Regions from separate parts of the Homo sapiens genome. Here region 2 is linked to region 1. A link is a loop called in an ENCODE intact Hi-C map of the cell type or tissue named here. Cell type or tissue: CD4-positive, alpha-beta T cell. All regions are shown on one strand. Each heading gives the region's core, and the rest is flanking DNA. Links, peaks and the distances in the headings are about the cores only. Region 1 holds the start of HSP90AA1 (heat shock protein 90 alpha family class A member 1). Region 2 holds the start of TRAF3 (TNF receptor associated factor 3).

Region 1 (8,599 bases), core at 600-8,599:
AATTTGATGTATTTCAACATATGTATATACCTAGGAAACCATCACTACAATCAAAATAATGAAGATTCATCATCCAAAAGTTTCCTCAGGTCCCTGTGATCCTTCCCTCCTGCCCCTGTCTGCCCCACCTCCTACAGGCAACCAGTGATCTGCTTTTTGTCACTATAGATTAGTTTGCATTTTCTAAAATTTTATATAAATGACTGACTGGCATCTTTCTCAGCATAATTATTTTTCAAAAAGAACATTTAAACAAAATAGACCATATTCTGGGCCATTAAACAAGGCCCAATAAATTTAAAAGGATTTAAATCATGCAAAGTATGTTCTCTGACCACAATGGAATTAAATATTAGAAATCAATAATAGCATGGTGGCTCACTCCTGTAATCCCAGGATTTTGCGACACCGAGGCAGGCACATCACTTGAGGCCAGGAGTTTGAGACCAGCCTGGTGAACATGGTGAAAGCCCATCTCTACTAAAAATACAAAAAAGTCAGCCAGGTGTGGTGACGCATGCATGTAATCCCAGCTACTTGGGAGACAGAGGCATGAGAATTGCTTGAACCCAGGAGGCGGAGGTTGCAGTGAGCCAAGAGCACGCGACACTGCACTCCAGCCTGGGCGACAGAGCGGGACTGTCTCAAAAAAAAAAAAATCAGTAACAAAAAAAATCTGAAAAACCTCCAACTATTTGAAAAGTAAAACATGTAAAAATAACCCATGAGTCAAGAAATAAAAGGAAATTTTAAAAATATTTTGAGCTGAATGAAAATGAGAAAATGTATCAAAATGAATGAGCCAAGGGCAGTTGTGGTGGCTCACACCTGTAATCCCAGCACTTTGGGAGGCCACAGTGGGAGGACTCCTTAAGTCCAGGAGTTCAAGACCAGCCTGGGTAATATGGCAAGACCTCATCTCTACAAAAAAAATAAAATTTAGCTGGGTGTGGTGGCACATGCCTGTGGTCCCAGCTCCTCAGGAGGCTGAGGCAGAAGGATCACTTGCGCCCAGGAGGCTGATGGTGTAGTGAACCATGTTTGTGCCACTGTGCTCCAGCCTGGGCAAGAGAGTGAGACTGTCTCTTTTTTTGTTTGTTTGTTTTTTTGAGACAGTCTCACTCTGTTGCCCAGGTTGGAGTGCAGTGGTGCAATCTCGGCTCACTGCAGCCTCTGCCTCCTGAGTTCAAGCAATTGTCCTGCCTCAGCCTCCCGAGTAGCTGGGACTACAGGTGTGTGCTGCCACACCCAGCTAAATTTTTTTGTATTTTTTGTAGAGATGGGGTTTCACCATGTTGTCCAGGCTGGTCACAAACTTCTGACCTCAATTGATTGGTCTGCCTCAGCCTCCCAAAGTGCTGGGATTACAGGTGTGAGCCATTGCACCCAGCTGAGACTGTTTATCAGGATAAAACAAAAATCATGAGCCAGACCTGGGTGTAACTGCCCTGGAGGCCCTTGCTCTGGGTGACCCTGAGTAAAGGACTTACCTCTCCTAAGCCTCAGTGTTCTCAACTGTACAGTGGGACCAAAGACACCTACTTCAGAGTCGAGAGGACTAAGAAACTGCATGCAAAGTAGCTAGCCTGCTGCCTGGCAAGCAAGTGAGGGGGCATAAATTGCTATGGGGTAGGCTATCACCTGAGCCATCTCCAAAACCAGAAGTGGCTCATTTAAGCTTCATAACCACTCTATGAAGAAGACATGTTCATGTCTATGCTACAGATACTGAACTGGATGCATAGAAAGGGTAAGTGACTTGCCCTGGGTCACACAGGCAGTGGCTGAGCTAAGATCTGAATCCAGGCCACCTGGATCCAGAATCCATGCTCCAGCTTTACTGAGGGACACTGAAAGCTTTCAAATAGAGGAGGAAAATGGTCAGATTGCCCTAACAGCAACATCACTGTGGGACGAGGTCAACAAATATTTAGGATGCTAAATCTGCAAGGCTTGGTGATCTATTAGAAATACGTTGTTGAGGCCAGGCACTGTGGCTCACGCCTCTAATCCCAGCACTTTGGGAGGCCAAGGCGGGCGGATCACAAGGTCAAGAGATCAAGACCATCCTGGCTAACACGGTGAAACCCCCTCTCTACTTAAAGAATACAAAAAATTAGCCAGGTGTGGTGGCGGGCGCCTGTAGTCCCAGCTACTAGGGAGGCTGAAGTAGGAGAATGGCGTGAACCCGGGAGGCGGAGCTTGTAACAAGCCAAGATCGCACCACTGCACTCCAGCCTGGGCGACAGAGCAAGACTCCGTCTCAAAAAAAAAAAAAGAAATATGTTGTTGAGGAAGGAAGAGGAGGAGGCTGGACAGAAAAGGCGGTGAAGCAGGAGTGGAAGAACTTGGGGTTGGAGGGCTAGAGGAAGCAGAGGAGCACATGTGGTCTGTACTCTGAAGGAGAGGGCACCACATTCTGAGAACCTCTCCATGACAGGACACCTGGCCTGGTGGGAGGCAGGTGGGGTTCCTAAGAAAATGTGTGAGCAGAAGATCCATTAAAAATTAATTAGAGAAGAACAGAGGGAATGGTGTTCCAGGCAGAGGGAACAGCATTTGCACAGCCTCGTGGGGGCGAGTCATGGGGAGTGCGCCAGACACAGAAATAGGAGCACAGTGGGAACTGGCGCTGTATGGGGAGGCAGCAGCGACCTGCAGGGCCTCACAGGCCTAAAGAGCTCTGTCTTCCTCCTAGAAGGATGGGAAGTCAGCTAGAATTTGCAGAGGGTGGGGAGGAGGGAATAGATAGGGCCAGGTCTGTGTTCTCAAAGCTCACCCTGGCTACAGTTTGGAGACAGACCAGACCATATGCAGGGAGCAGTTAGGTGGTTATGGAGGCCTTCCAGGTGAGCTGACGGTTGTGTGGAAGCGGGGGATGAAGGTGGAGGGAAGTGGCTGGGTTCAAGAGGTACTTAGGAGGCAGAAGTGGCAGGACTCAGTGCCAGATCCGTTGTGGGGATGCTTGGGGTTCTTTAAGGTGGGATAGTCAGTGACCTGGCTAACGAGCCCTCAAAGAGGGCTGGAGACAGGGGGGAAGCTCATGAGGCTCAGCATCCAGGTCTGGAGCTGAGTCCTGGCCGGGCTCTTCCGTGAGTCATCTGCACACAAGTTCTATTAGTGAGAGTGCTGGACAAGATTTCCTGGGGGCAAAGACCCACCTCCAAGAGCTCCGTGATGTGCCAGGGAGAGGGGCATGAGTCTGAGAAGAGAGAAGGAACAGCCAGGGGCTGGCGTGTTGATGGTAGAAACCATTACAGAGTTCGCACCTGGTGGGTAACTGTGGAATGTCACCTGGAGACAGGACAAAAATGTCCTGTTTATTAACCGAGGGGGGAGAGCTGGAAAGACAAGAAGTTGTGGAAGGAAGAAGGGACATTAAAGATGGGGCCTGACGGGAAACAGTGGTTCCCAGTGATGCCCAGACCCAGGGAGGGGCTTTGGAGCAGGTTCACTGGAGAAATGGGGGTAAATGAAGGTCCCCAAAACAAAGGACAAAGAATGTCAGAGCTGGCCGGGCGCCGTGGCTCACGCCTGTAATCCCAGCACTTTGGGAGGCCGAGGCGGGCGGATCACCTGAGGTCACGGGTTCGAGACCAGCCTGGCCAACATGGTGAAACCCCGTCTCTACTAAAAATACAAAAATTAGCCGGGCGTAGTGGTGGGTGCCTGTAATCCCAGCTACTCGGGAGGCTAAGGCAGGAGAATCGCTTGAACCCAGGAGGTAGAGGTTGCAGTGAGCAGGTTGCAGTGAGCAGAGATTGTGCCATTGCCCTCGAGCCTGGGGGACCAAGAGTGAGACTTTGTCTAAAAAAAAAAAAAAAAGAAAAGAAAAAAAAGAACGTCAGAGTTAGGGCCCTGGATGGCTCCTCTATATCTCAAACCCCCTGGGCAATGGCAGAAACTGCGGTAGGAAAAGTTCCTACAAGTGAGGAGAGCGGGGACAGTGGCTGGTGGTGACAGGAAGGAAACAGGCAAAGGCGGCAGTCGCCAGGGAAGACCTTGCGCCCCTTCAGCGACCCGCTCACCGCTCTTCCTGCTTCCGGATTCCTCCCCGCCAGTCCAGGCTGCAGCTGTAGGAAAGCCTGGGCCGGGGGCGCGCCCCCAGGCTGCGCAACAGCTACCACAGGACCAGGCACACACCCGGTCACCACCGCTGGGGCCCGCGCCACGTGGCTGCTAGTTTCCTTCCACTTCCCCCGCTTTGTAATGCCAGGCAAGACGCTTTATGTTGATTTCACACGCTCTTAAGGGGGTCCCAGGCCGCAGTCTGAAAACCCCTGCTCCTGAGCAAGTTGCGTTTCCCTAAAGACCAGGAAGCGGAGGTAGTTCCATCGTTTCTTTACACGGCAAGGAGCTTTCAGATTATTCCGAGGGCCTGGCTATGAGTCTAGGCAGGAGGCGGCCCAATCATGGGAGGCGCCAGAGACAAAGAGGAAGAGGACATGGACTAGGCAGGGAAGCCAGGTCGAAGGAACCCCAATGCCTCCAAGGTTCCCACAGCTGGCCTTGGCCAAAATATCCGAAAATTCCCATGTAGAAACTGGCTTTTCCAGCCTGGGCAACATGGTGAAACCCCGACTCTACAAATAAATACAAAAACTAGACAGGTGTGGTGTCCGCGCCTGTGGTCCTCTGCCCACGCTCGTCCCAGCTACTGGGAAAGCTGAGGCGGGAGGATCACCTGAGCCCGGGAGGGTCGAGGCTGCAGTGAGCCGAGATTCCGCCGCGGCACCCCAGCCTGGGCGACAAAGCGAGAGCCTGTCCAAAAAAAAAAAAAAGAAAAAAAAAAAAAAAAAAACCTTTTAGGGCAAGTTAATCACCAAAGTGTTAGATACTTAATTTGGAGACCGCAAATCGGTCGGCAAAACGATGGGCTTTTCAAAATCATGCCGGGTGTAGCTGGGTAAGCATGAATTTGTTCACCAAGTCCCCGATTCCCAAGCTAAGGGACCCTTAAGTATGAAGCACATGGCTTTCGGGGAACCCAAAAGTAGGGAGCGCTCCCGAGCCAGCGGTGGGTCTGGAGAATCCCCGAGCGCGCAGGCCGCGGGACAGCCTCCCCAGTGCGCAGCAGCCTGAGGCTAACAGCCCCCAGAGGGCAGAGCCCCGCGATCCCGGCGCCGCTTGCGGCTGGATTCTTTGGCAGCGGGCGCGGCGCCAGTCAGGACGACGGCTCCGGAAGTCTCCCGGGCGCGTGAGACCCGGGCCGCTCTCCGTCCACGCACGACCCTCCCTCCAGGCGCGCCTCCCACCCCGGCCCCGCGTTCCGCTCAGCCCGGGTGACCAACTACACCTCACTTCAAAGGCCCCCACGCCCGGGCGTGCCCTCCGCCCGCCCGCGGCAGGTGGGGGTGCAGGGCGGAGGGCGCGGGCGGCCCCAGAAGGCGCCCGGACCTTCCCGAGAATTCCGGGCCGCGCAGGCGCATTGAGGCCGGCGCGGGGGCGTGCGAGAGGCGCGCGGCGGCGATTGAGGGAAGGTTGCCCGGGCCGGGCCACGAGCAGGGCCTGCGCGCGCCCGCAGGAAGGCGCGGGGGCGGGGTGCCGCGGCAACGGCGCATGCGTAGGCGCGCGGCCGCGGCGGCGGCTGGGGAGGGTTCTTCCGGAAGGTTCGGGAGGCTTCTGGAAAAAGCGCCGCGCGCTGGGCGGGCCCGTCGCTATATAAGGCAGGCGCGGGGGTGGCGCGTCAGTTGCTTCAGCGTCCCGGTGTGGCTGTGCCGTTGGTCCTGTGCGGTCACTTAGCCAAGGTGACGGGTGGTTGTGGGGGCCTGTGGAGGTGGACTGGGGACCGGGACTGGGGGCGGCTGGCGCGGGGCGGAGGCTGTGGGGGCCGGACCAGATCCCTGAAGCAGCCAGGGCCGCGCTCCCGGGCGGCCGCGCTTTCTATTCCGGAGGCCTCGGGACCGCTGCGGTTTCCGCACCCCGCTTCAGGAATGGGCCGGGCGGCCGCGGGCTCCCCGAGGCTCTGCAGCAGCGCCAGAGCTGGCGCCGCACGCGAACAGAGCGGCCCCGCCGCGGGGGTCCCCCGCCCGGCCCCGCTGGGGGCGCAGGCGGAGGAGGCCGCCGTGGCGGAGCCGCAGCCCGCGCGGGAGGGCACCCGGGGTGTTCGTTGGGGACCGCGGCGGGGGACTGGGCCCGGGCCTGCGGCGGCCTCCCGGAAGCGCGCACACGCTCGTGGTAGTTGCCGCGCTCCGAAATGAGGTCATCCTTTGTCAGCCGCCCTTCTATTTTCGGTTTACTTAAACTTCGCAAATCTCCAATTCGGCTTTAAAAATATTTGGAGAACGCGATGGAATTTCGTGTTGCCTCTGTAGACGTCCTGCAAGGTTTTAAACCGGCGCGGTGTCGTTCCAGATGCCTGAGGAAACCCAGACCCAAGACCAACCGATGGAGGAGGAGGAGGTTGAGACGTTCGCCTTTCAGGCAGAAATTGCCCAGTTGATGTCATTGATCATCAATACTTTCTACTCGAACAAAGAGATCTTTCTGAGAGAGCTCATTTCAAATTCATCAGATGTAAGTCACTTATTAACCCAGAATCGGATTTTGGTTTCAGTGTGAACTTCTTGGGGGTGCTGTATGCTTAAATTAATATTTTTTGTTAACAGGCATTGGACAAAATCCGGTATGAAAGCTTGACAGATCCCAGTAAATTAGACTCTGGGAAAGAGCTGCATATTAACCTTATACCGAACAAACAAGATCGAACTCTCACTATTGTGGATACTGGAATTGGAATGACCAAGGCTGACTTGATCAATAACCTTGGTACTATCGCCAAGTCTGGGACCAAAGCGTTCATGGAAGCTTTGCAGGCTGGTGCAGATATCTCTATGATTGGCCAGTTCGGTGTTGGTTTTTATTCTGCTTATTTGGTTGCTGAGAAAGTAACTGTGATCACCAAACATAACGATGATGAGCAGTACGCTTGGGAGTCCTCAGCAGGGGGATCATTCACAGTGAGGACAGACACAGGTAGGCACCTGAACATTCACTGGTTAAGTGAGCGGTGGAAGGGTGGGGTGCTGCAACCCTTGGACCCCTGGGGATGCGGTGAAGCTTACAGAATTTGTGTTTGCCCAACGATCAGGAACAAGCTAGAGCACTTAATTAGTGTAATGGCATGACTTGGTGGGCGGTTCTTTTGGGCGAGGCACCTTGCCCAAAAGGTTCTGCTGTGGTGGCCTTTGCATCTGTAGTAACGGCAAACCTTGCTTTATAGACACGTTATAAGGGTGTTAGGCATGGCGTTGAGCACTAAATTGAATGTATTAAGTCAATTTTTCTTTCTTCTCTTGCAGGTGAACCTATGGGTCGTGGAACAAAAGTTATCCTACACCTGAAAGAAGACCAAACTGAGTACTTGGAGGAACGAAGAATAAAGGAGATTGTGAAGAAACATTCTCAGTTTATTGGATATCCCATTACTCTTTTTGTAAGTTTTTATGTAATTGCAGAGTGAATTTCTGTCTGTAGGTGATTGGGGTGACTGTACTACATCCTTAGTCCCTAGATCTGTTCAACTAGTCTGAAGCCTGGGGAACCTAAGCTCTACTACCTAACTCTGTAAAAGTTCCTCGGGCTATTAAGTGGATGTATCAAATATTGATGAAAAGCTGGGTGCTTCTCAAGTTGGCTAATTTAGACTTGGGCCTTAGGTTGAAAATAGTGGTGCAGCGCTGTCGCTTAGTTCTGGAGTGCAGCAGTGATGTGATTTCGTGTTTTCTTTTGAAGGTGGAGAAGGAACGTGATAAAGAAGTAAGCGATGATGAGGCTGAAGAAAAGGAAGACAAAGAAGAAGAAAAAGAAAAAGAAGAGAAAGAGTCGGAAGACAAACCTGAAATTGAAGATGTTGGTTCTGATGAGGAAGAAGAAAAGAAGGATGGTGACAAGAAGAAGAAGAAGAAGATTAAGGAAAAGTACATCGATCAAGAAGAGCTCAACAAAACAAAGCCCATCTGGACCAGAAATCCCGACGATATTACTAATGAGGAGTACGGAGAATTCTATAAGAGCTTGACCAATGACTGGGAAGATCACTTGGCAGTGAAGGTGAGTGACTGATGGGTGCTTCAAGCTTGTCCTTAGATTATCATCTTTCTCCACCACCCCAAATATCTTCTATAATGCATTGTTCATTGGTACTTAGTGTATCTGTTTTATTACAGCATTTTTCAGTTGAAGGACAGTTGGAATTCAGAGCCCTTCTATTTGTCCCACGACGTGCTCCTTTTGATCTGTTTGAAAACAGAAAGAAAAAGAACAACATCAAATTGTATGTACGCAGAGTTTTCATCATGGATAACTGTGAGGAGCTAATCCCTGAATATCTGAGTAAGTATAGATAGGAAAAATAATCACTGTCACTGATTAAAGAAGTACTTTCTGGGTGGGCATGGTGGCTCACACCTATAATCCTAGCACTTTGGGAGGCCGGGGTGGGCAGATCACTTGAGGTCAGGAGTTCAAGACCAGCCTGGGCAACATGGTGAAACCCCATCTCTACTAAATTACAAAAATTAGCCCCATGTAGTGGCAGGCTGAGGCATGAAAACAGCTTGAACCCCCCCGGGAGGCAGAGGTTGCAGTGAGTGGAGAT
Region 2 (8,675 bases), core at 337-8,336, 690 kb before region 1:
CGCCTCTGCTAAGTTAACAGTTCTTTAAACTGACCATTGCAAGGAAATTCAGCTATTGCATAATACTTGATAGGTTAGATCACTTGCTGTTTGGAGAGTCTTGCTATATGAAGATGAGAAAATAGAGTTGGGCAAATTTAACGCAATTTCCTTTGTTTGCTTGAGCTAGCTCAGACTTGCAACGCCACAGTGGCAGTTTTATCTTTCTTAAAGTACAGCTTTAACATCATAAAAAAGGATTTTAAGGGAGTGATCAATCATTCTCACCTAACCTGACAATATCATTAGCATACGTATCCTGACAATACCCTAGAAAGGTCCTTCTTGAGTTGCACAGTGAAAAATTAAAGGGATTCTTGCAGGAGTATTTAGAGAATCAGAATCCGCAACGCAGGCTCAGATGTCTCAGTTAAATGAAGGACTTTCTTCAAGGCACAAACAAGAGTAGGGATATTTTGATGGTATTAACAGAAACAACTGGCCACTGTTACTGCCTGTTTCCAGTGAAATGTCTTTACAGCCTCTCACTGAGTGAAGCCATCTTATTAATTCCAAAAGAAGGGACAGCATCCAAGGAAAATAATTGGTCTTCTTTCCCCTCGCAGAGAAATTCACATGAATGTCTCAAAAAAAAAAAAAAAAAAAAAAAAAAAAAGCTGGAATTCTCCCTGGCCAGCTCTCTCTCCTTTCCTGGCTTCTGCATTGACAGCTGGAACAGATGGCGTCTGGGTGAGACACCTTACATCTTAACCCTTATCCATGATAAGGTCTGATTTTCACCAGCGATGCTGGAATCCAAGGTCTGTCAGGGTTTCCGTCATGAGCACCCACTCACAGGATTTCCAGTCCCATGTGATGTTTTCCAGTTTTCATATCGATAAGGCTTATCTTGTTTTGGCCAAAGAATTTTCATCTTTAGACTAATTCTTAACATTTACATTGTCACAACGCGGCGAAAAGGTACACATTTCCTCTCATTTGAGAAAAGAACGCTGTACACTATTTTGCCAGACATCCTACATATGATGCAGTCTGTTCACAGGCCATTTTCAAAGACGTGAGAGACATGAGAAGATCTCAGGACGAACTGATGGTCCACTTGGCCATTCCCTACAGTAAGAATTTTATAGACAAATACAGGGTAACAGCAAACAACATTTCCAAACGCTCCGGCAGTGTGTAGTCGCAGCAAATGCTAGGAAAAAAAATAAATAATGGCTCCTCTTCAGTTGTATGCCGTGAATGTAAATTAAGAAGCCGCTACAACGCTCGACATAACCTTTCTGACGCCACAAAAATGAATGAATTATATCCATACACACACACAGGCACACACACCACGCACCACGCATCACATGTCATTCTGAAAACTGATTCTGAGCTTAATTCGAAAAACGTGAAATACAACTGGTCCCGTCAACAGCTCGTAATCTGAAGGTTTCTTGCATTTCCAAGCACGTCCATAACACCTCATCCGTTTCCAGTTTGTTACTGTTTCCAACCGAAGGGAGAGAATTTTCCACACAGAATTATCTCCTCGGGTCCAAATACTAGACCGAAGTCCCCACACGGGGCTGGCTGGCGGCGTGGAACCGGCCAGCCCGCCGAGAGCCGCCTGGCGCCCGCGGGGAAGACGCAGAGCCCGCGGCCAGGAGCCGCCCGGTGCCCCGGGAGTCGCCGGCCCTCGGCGGCCGCGCGAGGGGGATTCGCGCCCTCTGCCCATACCCGGACCCCCGCGCCGCCCGCCAAGCGGTCGGAGGCGCCTCTGAGGCGGAATGACTCAGGACCAACTTTCCAATAACGCCCGGGCCCCCCCGGCCGGCCCGGGCAGCGCGCTCGGCCACGCAGCCCCTGAGCCGCCCGTCCCCCCGCGTGAAACCCGCGGCCCCGCGGGGTGCCGGGTCCTCAACGCCAGCGGGGGTCACGGCCGTAGCGAGGCCTGCGCGCCCCGTTTCCTGAAAAGGTGCGGGCGCCCCGGCCCCCTCGGGCCCCGAGCCCGGCCTCCGGGACAAAGTTTGCCGAAGTTGAGGCGTCCGGAGGCGGGAGGCAGCCCGGCTGGGGCGCGGGGCCAGGCTGAAGCCGCGCCCCGCCGTCGCCGCTGGGACGGGCCGGGCCTGCGCCGCGCCGGGCCCGCGCCGGGCAGCCCCGAGGCCCCCGGGCCCCGCCGCCCAGGGCGCGGGATGGAGGCGACGGGGATGGAGGCGCCCGGCCGCGCGCCGGAGGCCCGCCCGCCCGCCGCGGCCCCTTACCTCGCGGTCCGTCGCCGCTCGGCCGGCTCAGGGGCGCCGGGCGCGTCCTCCGCCGCGGTCCGCAGCGTTCTGCTCCCCGGGCTGCCCCATGGCGGGGGGCGGGGAAGAGCCGGCGGCCGCCGCGGCTGCCGCCGGCTGGAAAGTCCCGGCTGGGCTGCAACCCCGGCTCGCGCACGCGGCGGCCGCGCCGCGCTCCCTCGCTCCCTCGCTCCCTCACGCAGCCCCGCGCAGGCACTTCCTCTCGCGCGCTGGAAATCCCCGGCGCGCCCGCCGCCCCGCCCCCGCCGCCCGCGCGCGTGGGAGCGGCAGGAGCCCGCGAGCGCCGCCGGCCCCACGCGCCCGCCGGCCCCCCGCGCGCGCCCGCGACCCGTTGCTAAGGGCCCTAGCGCCCGGCGGCCGCCCGCCCGGCCTTAGCAACGGCGGCGCCGCGGCGCGGGGCGGGGACGGCCCCGGGCGCCCCCCGCCTCCCTCCCGTCCCCGCCGCGCGCCCCGCGGGCCTCCTCGCTCTGCGCCGCCCCCGCCGCGCCCCCGCCGCCGCGCGTCCCCGCGTCCCCGCCTTTCCGGGTCAAAAAGCCACGCAGGCCGCGTGGGGGCCGAGAGGTGCTGGCGCCGCTCCTCCCCGCGGCCACCTCGCCCGCACCCCCCACGCCAGCATAGCATACGCAGCCCCCGTGCGTGCACGCCCGTGTGCCCATGGCCACACGCGACCCCTACGCACACGCACGGGTCCGATATGCGGCCCCCCGCACTGTCGCGGACGCATACACGACGGTCACATTCCCCTCAAGCGGACACGCACACACACGCTCACCAACACCGTGCGCACGCGTACCAGGCCACGCACCCTCGCGCACACGCAGGTGGGGCTGAGGGTGACTCAGGCCGTGGAGCCCCTTTTCGCATGCAGAGGGCAGGGCTCCACATTAGTTTGGTGGCACTTTCCTTTCTCCCTCCCTTGGACCCTCCCACGCCCCCGGAGTGGTGTCTTGCTCACGGGTGGACAGGGTAGCCAGTTTGCCACGTGCCCCCAGCGTCCTCGGCGGTCCTGGCTGCCCCTGCGCCCCCTGCACCCTCCACCAGGCCGCTGGGGCCTGCGCATTTCTCCCGAGGCCTCTGCCTTCTGCCCCAAAGGCATCAGTGGTGTGTCAGTGATTCACCTAGGCCCACCAAGGCAGCACCCAGCCTGGCTGGGCCTGGCGAGGTGGGAAGCGAAGGGAGGGCTTCTGGGAGGCTCTGGGCCAGCTGAGGGGTGAGGCCTTCGCTGGAGTTTGCAAGTCAGTGGTGAGGGGACAGAAAGGACTTTGCATTTTTCACTTCTCAAGAAGGCTTATAAAGAGCCCTACCCCAGAGCTGAGACCAGTGTGAGTAGCCAAGGCCAGTCTGCCTTCTTGTATTGCTCCAGTGACTCATGTGAGTGGAGGCAGGAAGTCCAGCATCTCCTCCTACAGCTTCACCCATGGAACGTTCCAGAACCCCAGATAGTCCGACCTGGCTGCTGGAAGTCTATCTGGACATCAGAGACATTGGACCATGTCTCTGGCTCCATTAGCCCAACAGATGCTTGTTCTACAGCCACACTCACCAGGCCACAGTGGCACCCCCGTCTGCGCCACAGGCACAGCTCTTTTAGAGGTGACAGGCCCGCCTTCGCCGTCCCTCACAGGGACCTATGGACTCCAGCGGTCTCCCCCACCCCCATGGTGGACTCCCCTTGGGAGCCTCAGGTGCCCTTTCTTGCCTGTCAGGAGTTGGGATGTTACTGACCTCAGGCTCAGGGTCCCAACCACTTCCCATAGCCCAGGCACTGAGGCCTCCCATGTCCCCAGCCCTGCTTAGCCCACAGTCCTGGCACCCTGTCGACTGGGGCCCACTCCCAACGCCTGCCTTATGCTGTGTGTTACCTATGGCCTGGTTTAACTTTGCCAAAATCAGGAAAGACTCCCTTTCCTAGGCTGGACTATTTTTGGTTGTTTTAAAAGAAGCAGGACATGGACCGGGCATGGTGGCTCACACCTGTAATTGCAGCACTTTGGGAGGCCGCGGGCAGGCAAGTCACCTGAGGTCAGGAGTTCGAGACCAGCCTGGCCAACATGGTGAAACCACGTCTCTACTAAAAACACAAAAATCAGCCGGGCGTGGTGGAGTGTGCCTGTAATCCCAGCTACCCAGGAGGTTGAGGCAAGAGAATCACTTGAACCCAGGAGGCGGAGGTTACAGTGAGCTGAGATTGTGCCATTGTACTCCTATCTGGGCGACAGAGTGAGACTCTGTCTGGAAAAAAAAAAAAAAAGTAGGATGGTGGCTTATGCCTGTGGTCCCAGCACTTTGGGAGGCTGAGGCGGGAGGATCGCTTGAGTCCATGAGGTTGAAGCTGCTGTGAGCCATGATGGCACCACTGGACTCCAGTCTGGGCAACAGAGCGAGACCCTGTCTCAAAAAAATAAAAATAAATAAATAATTAAAGAAAAGAAAAGAAGAAGCAAGGCAGAAGGTCCAAAGACCCATGAGAGGGTTTTCTGCGGCTCTTTTCATGCTCCAGCCTAGCATTAGAAAGCAACATTGAGAATGAAGTCAGGCACAACCAGGCTGAGCCCTCTGCTGGTGAGACCTATTCCCTCCCTTTCTCTCCCTCCCCTCCTCCTCCTTTTTCTTCTCCAATTGAGCAGTTCTGAAGATCCTCTGCTGTGGGGAATTGAAGGGGGACAGGACAAAGAAGTTTGCCCCAAGCAGGGCAACTGCTTTGGGGGTTGGTGGCGGGTGTTCTCGCCCCTGCAGTTAGAGCCACAGGGCAGCAGTGATGGGCAGGAAGGAGAGCTCTCTCCTCGCTGTACTTCAAAGGCAGATCTCTGTTCCCTATGGCAACGTCCAACAACAAACCGACACCATCTTTGGACGCATTTCTCACAGGAGTTGATGTAGCATTACATGTTCTGCTTGCTGCATTTTTGGAGAAGTGCATGCAGATACTCAAGTGACTCACAGACATGCAACAGCTCAGAAGGCCATCCTGTTTGTCTTTCAGTGAGAAGGAAAAGGTATTCGTGGCAGAGTGCCAGGGGCTTTGGGGCTAGGAAAGGGGTTTTCTTATAACTCTCCCTGAATGTGATGGTCTGTGCCTCAGGTGGCGCCTTCCCACACAAAAACCACTGGCCCCTGTGGGTCAACTTGGGCTGAAGGGTGCTGGCAACTTCTCTCACTCAAACATGCTACACGTGGCCTGGGGGTGGGGGGTGGGGACCTTGGTTTTGATTTGTTTTGTTTTATTTTATTTTGAGACGGAGTTTCACTCTTGTTGTCCAAGCTGGCATGCAATGGCGCGATCTCAGCTCACTGCAACCTGCACCTCCCAGGTTCAAGCCATTCTCCTGCTTCAGCCTCCTGAGTAGCTGGAATTACAGGCACACACCACCATGCCTGGCTAATTTTTTGTATTTTTAGTAGAAACGGGGTTTCACAGCCAGGCGCGGTGGCTCACGCCTGTCATCCCAGCACTTTGGGAGGCCGAGGCGGGCGAATCACGAGGTCAGGAGATCGAGACCATCCTGGCTAACACAGTGAAACCCCGTCTCTTCTAAAAATACAAAAAATTAGCCAGGTGCGGTGGCGGGCGCCTGTGGTCCTAGCTACTCGGGAGGCTGAGGGAGGAGAATGGCCTGAACCCGGGAGGCGGAGCTTGCAGTGAGCAGAGATAGAGATAGCGCCACTGCAGTCCAGCCTGGGCAAAAGAGTCCGGCCTGGGTGAAAGAGCGAGACTCCCTCTCAAAAAAAAAAAAAAAAAGAAACAGGGTTTCACCATGTTAGCCAGGCTGGTCTTGAACTCCTCACCTCAGGTGATCCGCCCACCTCAACCTCCCAAAGTGCTGGGATTACAGGTGTGAGCCATGGTGCCCAGCCTCGGGGGGCGGACCCTGATGCACGGCAGAATCACAGTTTTACTAATTGTTCCAACAAGTGGCTTCTGAACCTTTGAATACATTTTACATGGTAACCCAGTTGTTCATAACCTGTGTGTGTACACACACGTAACAACAGATCATCTCAAACCTGCGGCGCACTCCGATATTTTCCGTTCTGTTTATTTTTTAATGGTGGCCATTACCCTTTAAGCTTACTTTTGATTCATGACCTGAAGTTTGAAAACACCATTTTAGACTGAAAGAGCTGCTGAAGATGTCGAAGGGGGTTCAGGGAGCTGGGGTGGTCGTGGCGCCAAAGCACCCCGCTCTGTCGTGAGTGCACAGTGGGGCAGCTGGGCTGGGAAGCCCATCCTGTCCTTGAAGTAGACCCTGGCTGACAGCAGAGGTCGCCAGCAAAGAAGCAAGCTGCTGGTGCCCTTCTCGGGCCAGGGATGCTTGTAAACAAATGCAGAGGAAATGGGGGTGGGGAGGCAGAGCAAGCCAGGCATGGTGGCGGGCACCTGTAATCCCAGCTACTCAAGAGGCTGAGGCAGGAGAATGGCCTGAACCTGGGAGGCTGAGGTTGTAGTGAGCCGAGATCACGCCATTGCACTCCAGCCTGGGCAACAGAGTGAGACTCCGTCTCAAAAATAAAGGAAAGAAAGAAAGGAGGGAAGGAAGGAAAGGAGGGAAGGAAGGAAAGAAGGAAGGAAGGTCGAGATGGGCGTGGGTGTGCAAACCCCTCACGCGGGATATTCGAGAGGGGAGGAGAGGGCAGTGATGACAGGGAAGGTGAGAGGCTGGGGTCCCCGGCCACAGAAAAACAGTTCTAGCGGGCTAGCTGGCTCACACCTGTAATCCCTGCACTTTGGGAGGCTGAGGCAGGAGGATCGCTTGAGGCCAGGAGTTTGAGACCAGCCTGGGCAACACGATGAGATCTCGTCTCTACAAAAAAATCAAAATAAAAATAATTAATCAGAGGCCGGGCACTGTAGCTCATGCCTGTAATCCTAGCACTTTGCGAGGCCCAGGCGGGCAGTTCACTTGAGGTCAGGAGTTCAAAACCAGCCTGACTAACATGGTGAAACCTCGTCTCTACTAAAAATACAAAAAATGAGCTGGGCGTGGTGGCCCGCGCCTGTAATCCCAGCTACTTGGGAGGCTGCGGCAGGAGAATCGCTTGAACATGGGAGGCGGAGGTTGCAGTGGGCCAAGATTGTGCCACCACACTCCAGCCTGGGTGACAGAGCCAGACTCTGTCTCAAAAATAATAATAATAACAATCAATTAGAAGAAAACCAGCTCTGATTTTCTCCGTGGACCACTCGGGGAGATGAAGATACCCTTTTTTTTTTTTTCTGGGACAGGGTCTCACTCTGTCACTCAGGTTGGAGTGCAGTGGTGCAATCATAGCTCACTGTAGACTTGACCTCCCAGGCTCAGGCAGTCCTCCCTCTTCACCCTCCTGAATAGCTGAAAACACAAGTGTGTGTCACCATGTGTGTCACCATATGCCCAACTACTTTTTTTTTTTGTAGAGACGGTCCCTCTACATTGCCCAGGCTGGTCTGGAATTCTTGGGCTCAAATGATCCTCATTTCTCAGCCTCCCAAAGTGCTGGGATTACAGGCGTGAGCCACTGCCCCCAGCCATCCTCATTTTAGGGAACCCATTCTGGGATTTGTATGCACGCACACGCACACACACACACATCTCTGGCATTTTCCCGAAATCTTTTGGGAGAACATGAATCTTGGACGTGGCTGGCATCCTACAGGCAGCTTTGCCTGGAGCCTCACGCCCATCTCGACCGACCTTCCTTCCTTCCTTCCTTCTTTCCTTCCTTCCTTCCTTCCTTTCCTTCCCTCCTTTCTTTCTTTCCTTTATTTTTGAGACGGAGTCTCGCTCTGTTGCCCGGACTGGAGTGCAATGGCATGATCTCGGCTCACTGCAACCTCAGCCTCCCAGGTTCAGGCCATTCTCCTGCCTCAGCCTCTTGAGTAGCTGGGATTACAGGTGCCCGCCACCACGCCTGGCTAATTTTTGTATTTTTTTAGTAGAGACGGGGATTCACCATGTTGGTCAGGCTGGTCTCAAACTCCTCACCTCAGGTGATCCACTCACCTCGGCCTGCCAAAGTGCTGGGATTACAGGCGTGAGCCACCGCACCTGGCCCACCTCGACCTTTAATGCCTTCTCAAAATAGATCCAACTCCATCATACTCCTAAGAAAAAGCATCTTCTGCTGAAGGCATCATGGGAGACCGGGAAGAGGATCGGGATGAAGCAAAACTCACGAAGCCCACTGTGAACACCTCATGCCTTCCTTAAAATCCCACTCAGAGGCCGCACCGCTCTGTCTCATCACTGTCCCCGACCTGCAGGCTCAGAATGGCCCCTCTGTGGCCCCCAACCCCAACCTAATCCCGAGCAACTCAGCCCCAGCCCTCAGCAGCCTGCTCCACTCAGCCAGCAAAGCCAGTGGTTGGTGGGCCCTTGGAGGGCCCAACTCGTCGCATGTGGCAACAGC

Evidence for each region. A loop is a pair of places that touch in the nucleus more often than their neighbours do. Peaks named below come from ENCODE experiments on the same cell type or tissue, not always from the same donor. Only the 100,000 strongest peaks of a DNase experiment are listed, where the experiment ranks them.
Region 2: it touches region 1 in a loop (8-fold over the local background); 4 of 110 quality-filtered maps call a loop at or near these places.

The regions. Positions count from the first base shown.
Region 1 is chr14:102,084,134-102,092,732 of GRCh38, reverse strand. HSP90AA1 (heat shock protein 90 alpha family class A member 1) reads left to right here and starts at 5,689. Exons shown (of 11, transcript NM_005348.4): 1 at 5,689-5,747; 2 at 6,355-6,516; 3 at 6,609-6,975; 4 at 7,302-7,435; 5 at 7,735-8,052; 6 at 8,169-8,334. The coding sequence starts at 6,355. RefSeq lists silencers at 5,132-5,181, 5,242-5,771, 5,812-6,101 and an enhancer at 7,814-8,599. In CD4-positive, alpha-beta T cell, for the core only: no CTCF peak of the experiment used is centred there; DNase peaks (open chromatin) are centred at 4,122, 5,092, 5,562 and 6,152; H3K4me3 peaks cover 3,799 bases; H3K27ac peaks cover 4,261 bases.
Region 2 is chr14:102,771,250-102,779,924 of GRCh38, reverse strand. It overlaps TRAF3 (TNF receptor associated factor 3), which reads right to left and starts at 2,476. Exons shown (of 12, transcript NM_145725.3): 1 at 2,250-2,476. RefSeq lists silencers at 1,634-1,693, 1,934-1,983, 2,194-2,803, 2,894-2,953 and enhancers at 3,664-3,903, 8,427-8,675. In CD4-positive, alpha-beta T cell, for the core only: a CTCF peak has its summit at 4,874 (motif pointing left); DNase peaks (open chromatin) are centred at 1,364, 2,434, 4,854, 5,154 and 2 weaker places; H3K4me3 peaks cover 2,331 bases; H3K27ac peaks cover 3,562 bases.